2 separate regions of the Homo sapiens genome follow, and region 2 is linked to region 1. A link is a loop called in an ENCODE intact Hi-C map of the cell type or tissue named here. Cell type or tissue: PC-9. All regions are shown on one strand. Links, peaks and the distances in the headings refer to the core of each region. The heading gives the core; the rest is flanking DNA.

Region 1 (8,266 bases), core at 1,974-6,973:
CACAGACCTTTCCTCAGGTATCCTCCAGCAAGTCAGGGTGTGCTGGACTTTCGTCGTGGCAATGTGACCCAGTGTGCCACCAGGAACTTGTACTTCAAGCTGAGTTTACTTTCCTGAGGACAAAGTCAAAGCCCTAAAGCTTTCAATTTGGTCCCCAAGGACCGTGGAAAATCACAAGATGGAAAGTGACCTTTCTTTGGCCACAACTGGTGATGACTTGTGAACATGTCTCTTTTGCCCAACTTGGCTTTAGCTAAAACCTACTGTTTTGAATAAAACTTGGGCCATTCTCCACCCTCTTCTTACCATACCTCTAGGCACCCACTGCCAAGTCCTAGGAGGCCCTGCCTCTTTTTAACAAGGAACACAAAATGAAGCTGTAATCATAACCTCTCTTGCTCATTCAGAAAATATGCAGATGTGATTTTTCTTTCTTTTTTTCTTCTCAACATACCTATGTCCCTTCATTATTTTTTAAACTGTCTCTTACTTTTCCCCCACTCCCACCCCCACTGTTCTTAGCTAGGGGCCAAGTTCAATCAAACATCCCCCAGTTGGCACCAAATGGGCACCTGAGGGTAATAGGGCGCAGTGGCACTTTCCCGCCTCCTTCTTTCTCCGGTTGCCAGAAGAAACCCAGCTGGGTCCCTCAGCCAACACAGGCCCCTAACTTAAGTTTAATAGTACAGCATTTTTACTACTTTTGGCCAGGGCATTTTGAGAAAGGGTAATATATGTGAAAAATATACCCTAAAAAATTCTGTTTAGAAAACAATTCCAGTCTAAGCGCTCCATGCTCTCAGTTTCTGGCCCTCTTTTCAGGAAAGCAGCTCCGGCAACCACACAGTTTAGATCCATTTTGGGGTGGGTGGGGGGGGGTTCCATTTCCTTCCTATGGGATTTTTTTATTAGGTGTTTTTTTGGTTTGTTTGTTTTTTGCTATTTTTCTTTCCCTATGCTGGTTTACTGCCTTGTATCTATCTACCCCCAAAGAAAGAGTTTAAGAACCTCAAGTAAGTATTATTGGATTTTTCTTAGTGTATTTTTGGATATTTCTGGTTGGGAGTGTGTGGTCGGGATCTGTGTGTCTGTGCTGGGAGGGTGGTGGGCTGCATGCCCAACGATGATGGCCATGAAGGCCTGGGAGAGTCAGCAGAGCCTCCCGAGCATGTGTCGAACATGGAATTGCCCCTTGTTTCATGGTAGTGAAAACCCTACTGGTTAAAGGTTGAGGCACCTGGTAGGCTTGTAACAAGTATCCATTTTGTAGACAAGGGAAAGAGACAACATTAGGCACCATTTCTTGAACTTCGACTTTGCATTTCATAATCAATGCTCTAGGTGGTTTATTTCATTCAACCCTCACAACAGCACTGTGATGGTGACGTACTCCACTACACAGAGGAAGAAACTTCAGAGGTTAAAAGGGACACGGTTACTTCCTGTAGCACACGTGGAATAAGGCAGGATTCTAATCCAGGTCTGCCTTTCTACTGGAAAGAATCTAAACTGGGTGAAATTATTAAAAACCATGATCCCCACTCCCCAAAAGACAAAATATATTGACTGGGAACCACGAGTAAATGTTTGGGCCTCTTAGAAAGAGGCAACTGGTTGTAGAATCATTGCCTTGAGACATTTGAAAAGTTCAGTTCATTTCTCTGGGCTTCCTCCTCCTCTGAAAAAGGAGCATGTTGGGCTTGATTCAAGAGAGCGAGGAGACCTCACAATTTGCTGTTACCCCCAGCAACCTCCAGTGCTTCCCCGTGCGCCATGGCAGACGTCACTAACAGACAATGCATGGGGCCTCAGACTCCTTCTCTACACAACATTCTAGGCAGCTACTAACAACATTCTCACTGCCCTTCAAGGCAGCACAGCCGGCTGTGGCATCCCCCAACCTCCAGTCATCTGTTCATCTCCTTCATAATTTTTACTGTATCCATCCTCCCTATCATCTCAATATATTTACTTACTTGATTTATAGCGATTCCCTTTTTTTAAGCCAAAGAATAGCCTTTTTCTAAGAATAATATCCATGGTTTAATGTGGTAACAATAAGATTTTGAATACGTTTTTAAAGTACATAATTATATAATTTTTAAATAAAGTTGTCCAGGATCCATTCAAGGTTAACTTAGCATGTTTTCAACACTTTCTATGATGCTGGCATGGCAGGAAGACCGGAGATGTGAGGCTCAAAGAGACTTAGTTGGAACCCCGCTCAATCTTGTACCAATTCCGTGGCCTTGAGCAAATTATGTAATCTTTTTGAGTCTCAAGTCCCAATTATGGGAATAATAAGCCTTTCTTTGCTATACTGTCTTGAGGGTGAAAGTTAACTTAATGCAATAGTCTGCACAAAGCTCCCGGCATAGTCTTTGGTACAAGGTAGATATTCAATAAATGGCCACCATTGCAATTGTTTGTATGCTAATACACTGTGTTGCTGGTATCACAGTCCCCAGCGCTGTATGAAAGTCCCTTTCTTTCCTGAAACCCAAGCTGGATCCCATCTGTCCAAATGCCTGGGACTCCCAGATTATAGGATTGAGGGTCCTCAAAGATGATGTTCTTTAGGGACAAATATTTACCCAAAGTAGGTCCTTAAAGAATTCTGTCATTGCTGTCCTCTCAGAGGAGCCTGGCAGCACTGTCACAGGAGCATGGCTTTGGTAATAAGACTCTGTCATCATTAGGGAGCCATTTTATTTTTGTGACACTGTCATCCCCAGGTCCCAGCACACCTGATTACATAAGTGGCTTTTCTTTCCTGCCTCGTCTCTGTTATTACTTCTAATGTTTTTCTGCTTCTGAAGGATGGGAAGAATGAAGCCTATCTATGAACAAGGCCTCTAAGTTGGGGACTGGAGTAGAAAATACAAAACAACCTTTCCCTGTCTCTGTGACCAGCTGGACTGCCAGTGAGTCCCTGTTTTTATTTCTCCAAGCCCAGCTGAACATACCTATTTTATCGGTTGACTTTGTCAATGCAAAGCAGCAAGTGACACTGAAACACCTGTGTTTTGAGGCCCTGGTCATCTAAATTTGCCTGTGAAAAGTAGATGACACAGTAGCACAACACTGAATCCTCCCCCATGTTTTAGCCTGAAAGATGCCTTTGCTTATTTACTTAAAGAAAGGAGGGAAAGGAGTGGCAAACTGCCTGTGTCCTGAAAGACTTTAGGAGTTATTCCTGGTGCTCTCTTTCCGTGAACTCGGAGGTTTGGGGATAGGAGAAATGAGAAGGAAAGATGTGTCTCCAGAGTAAATGGTGAGATCTGCTCTCTCTGCTCCTGCCCACTCCCATATTGTATTCTCACTGAGGTCCTAACCAGCTGTTCTTAGAATGGGGGCTGGGGAGGGTGAGAAGTCTGCGGCCTCACTGATGCTGCTGGGGACAGATGTAGGTCCAAGGGTGATCATTTCTGCCAGGCAGAGGGGAGGGAAATTTCTGATAAAAACAATATAACTCAAAGAGAAAGGGAAGAACCAAAATCATGCCTGGAATGTAGGGAATTCACAGGGATGGGAGAGAAGATGAATAAAATGTCTGAAAAAGACACGGGAGGACAGGCAAGCAGCACATCTCCACCTCTGATTCTGCTCAACAGAACCCATCTCTTCCCATCAGACAATGGCAAATACCTGGGCAATCGTCAGCCACCTCATTCTCTGACCGGCTGTGAACCTAGACCCTCACAGTGTGTGTGTACATGTGTATGCAAAGCAATTAAAAAGGAAGACTGAAGACGAAACAAATCAATGTTTTTACAGATTCATAATAAGTTCCTTTCCATATATTTATTTATTTTCTCTTTCGCCACTAAAGATGCAACAGCAAACTTGCAGGGAGCAGTTGTTGCCAGAGGGTGAATCATGGCTCTATTGATTTGATTATGTAAAAGCTCAGAGGAACCTAAAGCCAGATACAGAAATATCTCATAGCCCTGAACCCTATGGGACACACACTAGTAAAAAAGCAATCTTTATATTGTTCCTGATAAAAGCATCATTAGTTTCCTCACAGTGAAACCATTTCTCTGCTGATACAGTATATGGTTTTCTTTTTCTCCAGAATCCACTCAGACATAATTAACACTCAGTTACTAGACTTGAGGTTCCCTGGGGTGACCTGCTCAAGTTGGGGAGGGGGGTGAGGGGCTAGAGATGGAAAGAAAGAAAGACTGAGAGAGAGGTGGGAAGGGAGGGAGGGGGCAGGGAGGAGAGAAGAGATAGGAGAAGGAGGGAGGCAGAGGCGGGTGGGGTGGGGGTACAGTATCGAGAATCTATCCTTCCTTGGCCTTCCTGAACACCGCCCCGTTGCCTGCACTGCGCGGGAGAAGAGAGCCAGCGCGGTGGCGCCCTCTGCTGGGCCTGCTTACCCTCCTCGCCACGCAATCTGGACCAAGCCCCAAGCCATGCAATTCCGGGGACGACTCTCTCCACCCCTCGTTCTTTGCTTCCTTAGGAATAGCACTCCAGCCATCGCCTTCCGGTGAGAGAAGTCTGGACTGACCTCTCTGCAGACAGACAAATGCCCACAGACGTGCTCACAGTTTGTGCTAAAACTGCAGCAGCAGCAGCAGCAACAGATAGCAATTATGCTGTGCCTCCTTGTCCCTGTCAGTGTAGGCAGTGGCTCCCTGAAAAGCCCTTGAATAAACAGTGTTGCTGGGGTCAGCAGGGCTGGCCTTGGATGGGATCTTAAGATTTAAAGGTTTGGAAAAATGGAACCTGGAAGGTCCTTCCATATCTCTATTTGACAGCTGGATGGCTAATGTCTATGAGCCCCAGGGACAGGTCCTGGCTGCCCACAGGAATGGGCTCTGGCTCAGAGAGCCTGCATACCAGGGGACTCTGTGTTCGTCTCCAACTGGGCCTCAGCTTCACTAAAGATAAGAGAAGAATGCCAAATGTATTGCTCATCCTATGGACTTCTAAGCAAATAATGGCCCTTTCAGGAAAAATAAAAATTGTTGATTTTAGAATTCCTGGATGTGAATTTGAATTCACTAAGACAGAAACCAAGTCACTTTACAAGGAGGCTATTCTTGCACCTTTCATGTATATTAACAAGCCCATGGATGTATATACAAACACATACATGCACACACACACACACGCACATGCATATGGTGGGTATTAAAACATAAATGCATGAACACTTTCACACACAGGGACACCCAACCAGAACCACATGTACACAGACCTCCAAACACATATATACAGATGTCTTCATGTAATCCCATATGGACTGCATCTTCCAGCCACAGACTCACCCTCCCCGCCTTCCTCCCTCTGCTCCCAAGTTGTGTGAAACTTGGGAAATTTCCTCTGGGAGTCATTCTGTTGCTCTATTGTTCCATCCTGAAGGCCCTTCCAGGGACCACTTCCCAGACAGCAAAGTCTCTGTGCTCCCACTGGCACCAGATCTCTGTACGTTCATTAGTTTAGGCAGATCACCGGGGATTTCAGTAAAGATTTCTGGAAAAATTTAAAGAGCAAAGCTCTGAGGTCAGGCAGGCTTAGTAGCTAACAGCATGGATTCTGAGCCAGATTGTCTGCATGCACCCTAGTGCTGTCATGCACTAGTGGTGTGCCTTGGTTGCCTCATCTATAAAATGGAAATAACAGTACCTGCCTAATGGGGTTGTGATGGTCATAAAATGGGTTAGTATTCAGAATCTGCTGGAACAGTATCTGACATATAATAATCACTACATAAATCTCTCTCAAATAAAAGTACATAACCCAGGCTGGTTGTGCTATTTCCTGAGTAATCCTGGGGTCCTCTTCCCCTATCTCTCATTAGGTAAAAGGAAGAAGAGAACACAAAGAAATGATGACCAGGGCCATGCACAGTGGCTCCCACCTGGAATCCCAGCACTCTGGGAGGCCGAGATGGTGGATCACTTGAGCCCAGGTGTTGGAAACCAGCCTGGGCAACATGGCGAAACCCCATCTCTAAAAAAAATACAGAAATCAGACGGGTGTGGTGGTGCATACCTGTAGTCACAGCTATGAGGGAGACTGAGGTAAGAGGATCACCTGAGCCCAGGAGGTCAAGGCTGCAGTGAGCTGGGATTGCACCACTGCACTCCAGCCTGGGTGACAGAGTGAGACCCTGTCTCAAAAAAAAAAAAAAAAAAAAAAAAAGGGAAGAGAAAGGAAAAGACATGATGACCAGACACATCCTTCATACTTTTTCAGTCTTAGGGACCCTTTCCTGTACCTCATTGATTAGCTTTATTATATGTTATAATAGCATCATGACCTGCAGTCAGTTTGAAAATCTGCAATGCCTCCTCATCTGCAAAGCCTCTTGAAAATCCCTTTTAGTGTACATGATTTTAAAAGTCAGATATAGGCAACTTTTAAACCTCATTTGTATTTTTATTTTACTTCAAGTTCTGGGACACAAGTGTAGAACTATTTGTTGCATAGGTATACGTGTGCCATGGTGGTTTGCTGCACCTGTCAACCCGTCATCTAGGTTTTAAGCCCTGCATATATTAGCTATTTGTCCCAATGTTCTCCCTCCCCTCGCCCCCACCCCCCAACTGGCCCCCATGTGTTAAACCTCATTTTAGACATTCATTTCAACCTTCTCCATTGATTTTTACCCCTCTTTCAAAAGTTAGAATTGTCAAAAAGTAGAATACTTGACTGTTTTATATTCCCTTCCTTATTTCTTTTTTCTTTCCCACTTTCTCATGGAAGTATAATTAACAGTGCAATAGCAGAAAGCATGGTGATTAGGGTCACAAGATAAGTTGGCCAGTGAGCTTTAAACCATCAATGCATTAGGAACAAAGCCAGATGCTGACATGATGGTCTTAGTAGGAAGCCTAATAATGGAACATGCCTCCATATTGATTTTCTTTAAATATCTGTTCAACATTTTTGTGGAGGAGTAAGGGAAAGAGAAAGAAGACAGTTAAGAAAAGTGATAGGTCTTTCCTTTGCTCTTCTAACAATTCTGCTCTGCCTCAAATTTGCATATGCCACTCAAATAAACAAAAGCTCTGCAGCAAACTAGACCTGATTTCCTTTGAAGATGAAAAGACATGCAAGTATTGTGAAAGCCCAACCCACTGCAAAGAACATTTAATTGAAATATTCCATCTACACATGTACTTTTGATGAATGCAACTTTTCTCATCTTGTTACATTTCTAGTAAGGTTTAGCATTCAAGTGATACTTCAGTGCTCCTATAGGAAGCAATGCCCCTGGAAACTGCACATAGACCCTACTCAGCAGCTGGTTTTGATTAGGAGGGAAATTTTTTCATAGATGCCTTTCTAGCTCTGGGTCAGAGAAGGCCCAAGACAGTGTCTGTGGTGGCATCTGTCCTCTGGAATGGCCCTGTGTTGCTCTTTGAAGGTCTTCTCATTCCAGGAATAACCTGGAAGACCCATGATTTCCTAAGTTGACATCCACACTCAACCCCCAGAGCAAGCTTGGTGGTTTCCACAGGAAAACATTTTTTGCCCTGGTTTTCCCCCTCAACCTCATATACCTAATTTATCTTTACAACACGGACTTTAAGAACCCACAAAATCTGCAGTGCCTTCTTGATAGTGAGTCTTGATAGAAATATTAAATCAATGTGCAAAAATCACAAGCATTCTTATACACCAACAACGGACAAACAGAGAGCCAAATCATGAGTGAACTCCCATTCACAATTGCTTCAAAGAGAATAAAATACCTAGGAATCCAACTTACAAGGGATGTGAAGGACCTCTTCAAGGAGAACTACAAACCACTGCTCAATGAAATGAAAGAGGACACAAACAAATGGAAGAACATTCCATGCTCATGGGTGGGAAGAATCAATATCGTGAAAATGGCCATACTGCCCAAGGTGATTTATAGATTCAATGCTATCCCCATCAAGCTACCAATGACTTTCTTCATAGAGTTGGAAAAAACTACTTTAAAGTTCACATGGAACCAAAACAGGGCCCGCATTGCCAAGTCAATCCTAAGCCAAAAGAACAAAGCTGGAGGCATCACGCTACCTGACTTCAAACCATACCACAAGGCTACAGTAACAAAAACAGCATGGTACTGGTACCAAAACAGATATATAGACCAATGGAACAGAACAGAGCCCTCAGAAATAATGCTGCATATCTACAACTACCTGATCTTTGACAAACCTGACAAAAACAAGAAATGGGGCAAGGATTCCCTATTTAATAAATGGTGCTGGGAAAACTGGCTAGCCATATGTAGAAAGCTGAAACTGGATCCCTT
Region 2 (5,000 bases), core at 1-5,000, 280 kb before region 1:
ATAACAAAAGTCACCTTTGCTCCAGTTCCCTTCAAGTTCCTCATCTTCATCTGAGACCACGTCATCTGAATTTTATTGTCCATATTGCTATCAGCATTTTGGGCAAAGCCATTCAACACATCTCTAGGAAGTTCCAAACTTCCACATTTTCCTGTCTGTTGAGCCCTCCAAACTGTTCCAGCCTCTGCCTGTTACCCAGTTCCTAAGTCGCTTTCACATTTTCGGGTGTCTTTTCAGCAACGCCCCACTCTACTGGTACCAATTTACTGTATTAGTTTGTTTTCATGTTGCTGATAAAGACATACCAGAGACTAGGAACAAAAAGAGGTTTAATTGGACTTACAGTTCCCCATGGCTAAGGAGGCCTCAGAATCATGGTGAGAGGCGAAAGCCACTGCTTACATAGTGACAGCAAGAGAAAAAATGAGGAAGAAGCAAAAGCAGAAACCCCTGAAAAACCCATCAAATCTCGTGAGGCTTCATCACTATCTCGAGAACAGCATGGGAAAGACCAGCCCCCATGATTCAGTTACCTCCCCCGGGTCCTTCCTACAACATGTGGGAATTCTGGGAGATACTACTCAAGTTGAGATTTTGGTGGGGACAGAGCCAAACCATATCAAATCATTAGTACTGTTTGAGAGCATGTTCACTTTTTCTGAGCTGCTTATTGCTGTAGGTGAAAGCAAGTTTTACTCCTTATAAACTAAAATTTAGTCATATACAGTACCTAGTTTGTTAGCAGTGTTTAAAATATAAAAAGCACACACAGGTATAAAGTATAATGTTCCATAGCACATAAGCTGAAAAGCTCATAATTAATTTTTAAAATCCAAGATTTTAACTAGATATATTCATTCAGCAAACATTTTCATTAGTTTTCTGTGAATATAAGAGTGAAAAGTTACTATCCCTGTTGTCATGCAAACTGACAATTGCAATGCTATGTGATATTTGTATTATTGGGGATATGGACAACTAGAGGTATATGAGTATGCACCTCAGTGTCACATTTGGGCCTAGATACCTCCTCTGCCTTCTGTTAGCTGTGTCACCTTGAATAACACTTTTAAGCCTCTTAAACCTCAGCTTGGAGATGATAATAGTACCTACCTTCTGGTGGTTGTTGGGGAAATTATTCAAGATACTGCATATAGTCCGGGTGTGGTGGCTCACACCTGTAATCCCAGCACTTTGGGAGGCCGAGGTGGGATCATGAGGTCAAGAGATCAAGACCATTCTGGCCAACGTGGTGAAACCTCGTCTCTACTAAAAATACAAAAAGTAGCCAGGCGTGGTGGTGCACGCCTGTAGTCCCAGCTATTCGGGAGGCTGAGGCGGGAGAGTTGCTTGAACCTGGGAGGCAGAGGTTGCAGTGAGCCGAGATCATGCCTCTGTACTCCAGCCTGGTGACAGAGCGAGACTCCATCTCAAAAAAATAAAAAATAAAAAAAAATAAAGATACTGCATATAAAATACCTAGCAGAATACTTGGTGGAAAACAAATGTTCAAAACATATTAGCTATTGTTATTGTAACTCTAGTAGCGAAAGGAGTCTCTAAGTGTGTCTTGGGCAGTCAAGGAAGACTTTGCAAAAGAGGTAGGTAGCATTCAAAGTGATGCTCAAGAAATGAGTGTAGGGCCAGGCATGGTGGCTCATGCCTATAATCCTAGCACTTTGGAGGGTCGAGGCAGGAAAATCACTTGAGCCCAGGAGGTCAAGGCTGCAGTGAGCCATGTTGGTGCCACTGCACTCCAGCCTGGGTGACAGGTGAGAACCTGTCTCAAAAAAAAAAAAAAAAAAAGAGAAAGAAAGAAATGAGATTAGGAGTTTTTCAGGAACACAGTAACAGAACAGCATCCACTCAAGGATAGAATTGGAAGAAGTGATAGCATGTTCCAGGATTTTGTGCATCAGTATTTCTGAAGCATAAGAACCTGGTCAGGCACCAGATCATGAGAGACCTTGTTATCCAGAAGATGGCATTTTTTTTTTTTTAATTTTTTTTTTTTATTATACTCTAAGTTTTAGGGTACATGTGCACATTGTGCAGGTTAGTTACATATGTATACATGTGCCATGCTGGTGCGCTGCACCCACTAACGTGTCATCTAGCATTAGGTATATCTCCCAATGCTATCCCTCCCCCCTCCCACGACCCCACCACAGTCCCCAGAGTGTGATATTCCCCTTCCTGTGTCCATGTGATCTCATTGTTCAGTTCCCACCTATGAGTGAGAATATGCGGTGTTTGGTTTTTTGTTCTTGCGATAGTTTACTGAGAATGATGGTTTCCAATTTCATCCATGTCCCTACAAAGGACATGAACTCATCATTTTTTATGGCTGCATAGTATTCCATGGTGTATATGTGCCACATTTTCTTAATCCAGTCTATCATTGTTGGACATTTGGGTTGGTTCCAAGTCTTTGCTATTGTGAATAGTGCCGCAATAAACATACGTGTGCCTGTGTCTCTATAGCAGCATGATTTATAGTCCTTTGGGTATATACCCAGTAATGGGATGGCTGGGTCAAATGGTATTTCTAGTTCTAGATCCCTGAGGAATCGCCACACTGACTTCCACAATGGTTGAACTAGTTTACAGTCCCACCAACAGTGTAAAAGTGTTCCTATTTCTCCACATCCTCTCCAGCACCTGTTGTTTCCTGACTTTTTAATGATTGCCATTCTAACTGGTGTGAGATGATATCTCATAGTGGTTTTGATTTGCATTTCTCTGATGGCCAGTGATGATGAGCATTTCTTCATGTGTTTTTTGGCTGCATAAATGTCTTCTTTTGAGAAGTGTCTGTTCATGTCCTTCGCCCACTTTTTGATGGGGTTGTTTGTTTTTTTCTTGTAAATTTGTTTGAGTTCATTGTAGATTCTGGATATTAGCCCTTTGTCAGATGAGTAGGTTGCGAAAATTTTCTCCCATGTTGTAGGTTGCCTGTTCACTCTGATGGTAGTTTCTTTTGCTGTGCAGAAGCTCTTTAGTTTAATTAGATCCCATTTGTCAATTTTGGCTTTTGTTGCCATTGCTTTTGGTGTTTTGGACATGAAGTCCTTGCCCACGCCTATGTCCTGAATGGTAATGCCTAGGTTTTCTTCTAGGGTTTTTATGGTTTTAGGTCTAACGTTTAAATCTTTAATCCATCTTGAATTGATTTTTGTATAAGGTATAAGGAAGGGATCCAGTTTCAGCTTTCTACATATGGCTAGCCAGTTTTCCCAGCACCATTTATTAAATAGGGAATCCTTTCCCCATTGCTTGTTTTTCTCAGGTTTGTCAAAGATCAGATAGTTGTAGATATGCGGCATTATTTCTGAGGGCTCTGTTCTGTTCCATTGATCTATATCTCTGTTTTGGTACCAGTACCATGCTGTTTTGGTTACTGTAGCCTTGTAGTATAGTTTGAAGTCAGGTAGTGTGATGCCTCCAGCTTTGTTCTTTTGGCTTAGGATTGACTTGGCGATGCGGGCTCTTTTTTGGTTCCATATGAACTTTAAAGTAGTTTTTTCCAATTCTGTGAAGAAAGTCATTGGTAGCTTGATGGGGATGGCATTGAATCTGTAAATTACCTTGGGCAGTATGGCCATTTTCACGATATTGATTCTTCCTACCCATGAGCATGGAATGTTCTTCCATTTGTTTGTGTCCTCTTTTATTTCCTTGAGCAGTGGTTTGTAGTTCTCCTTGAAGAGGTCCTTCACATCCCTTGTAAGTTGGATTCCTAGGTATTTTATTCTCTTTGAAGCAATTGTGAATGGGAGTTCACTCATGATTTGGCTCTCTGTTTGTCTGTTGTTGGTGTATAAGAATGCTTGTGATTTTTGTACATTGATTTTGTATCCTGAGACTTTGCTGAAGTTGCTTATCAGCTTAAGGAGATTTTGGGCTGAGACGATGGGGTTTTCTAGATAAACAGTCATGTCGTCTGCAAACAGGGACAATTTGACTTCCTCTTTTCCTAATTGAATACCCTTTATTTCCTTCTCCTGCCTGAATGCCCTGGCCAGAACCAGAAGAAGGCATTTTAATTGCATACTCTGTACCAGTCATCTCCTAAGTGGAACTTTTTTTAGATAGCTAATTTAGGCAGTTTATTGAGATATGTTAAGAAAGTGTTGAATTTCTGTTGATTTTTTTCCTTATCTTGTTATAATTTGTCTTATAATATTCATGTTATATGTGTAATATATTTATAAGGCATTAAATATTAGTATTGTAAGTACGTGTATGTAATTTGAACGTGATAGTCAACCAGTATACAATTGTGACCCAATAATTGTTTTTATGGCTGGTGTTTGTTCTAATCAGTAATGGCATGTTGGCATCTGTTCAGATTGATTGTTGCCTTGTTGCCTGGCCCTACCGGTTATTAACCCTTTTTTTTTTTTTTTTTTGGAGTTGGAGTCTCACTGTCGCCCAGGCTACAGTGTAGTTGCACAATCTCAGCTCATTGCAACCTCTGCCTTTTGGGTTCAAGCGATTCTCATGCCTAAGCCTCCATAGTAGCTGGGACTACAGGCGCCTGCCACCACACCTGGCTAATTTTTGTATTTTTAGTAGAGATGGGGTTTTGCCATGTTGGCCAGGCTGGTCTTGAACTGCCGACCTCAGATCATCCACCTGCCTTAGCCTCTCAAAGTGTTGGGATTACAGGCGTGAGCCGCCAGGCCTGGCCTTATTAACACATTTCAATCTTACTCCTGTAAATATACCAGAGTGGCACTGTGTGCTAATATTTTGTAACTGATCATGGGCCTGTTGACTACTCTTCTGGAAGACAGGGAGCCATTACAGAACTTTGGGCAAGAGAGTGAAATGATTAAAAGTCGTGTGTTAGAATTCACTGAATCATCCTGAGGGCTAAGTTAGCATTGGAAAGGCCATAGGAGGAGCTATCACTTCCTAATTTATTTAGGTGTAAGCATATAGATCATAGTTCAGTCACAGACATCACCCATCTTGATGGAAGACTTATGAAAGAA

What was found. Hi-C counts contacts between places; a loop is a spot of excess contacts. Peaks named below come from ENCODE experiments on the same cell type or tissue, not always from the same donor. Only the 100,000 strongest peaks of a DNase experiment are listed, where the experiment ranks them.
Region 2: a loop joins it to region 1, with 8 times the contacts of the local background. A loop is called at or near these places in 3 of 110 quality-filtered maps.

The regions. Positions count from the first base shown.
Region 1 is chr9:16,188,461-16,196,726 of GRCh38, reverse strand. No RefSeq gene overlaps it. Among named protein-coding and RNA genes, the nearest start is that of LINC03041, 84 kb to the left of the region's middle. In PC-9, for the core only: a CTCF peak has its summit at 4,403 (motif pointing left); a DNase peak (open chromatin) is centred at 4,886; H3K27ac peaks cover 1,195 bases.
Region 2 is chr9:16,464,847-16,469,846 of GRCh38, reverse strand. The region is part of intron 5 of BNC2 (basonuclin zinc finger protein 2); the gene reads left to right. Among named protein-coding and RNA genes, the nearest start is that of LINC03041, 190 kb to the right of the region's middle. In PC-9, for the core only: no CTCF peak of the experiment used is centred there; no DNase peak of the experiment used is centred there.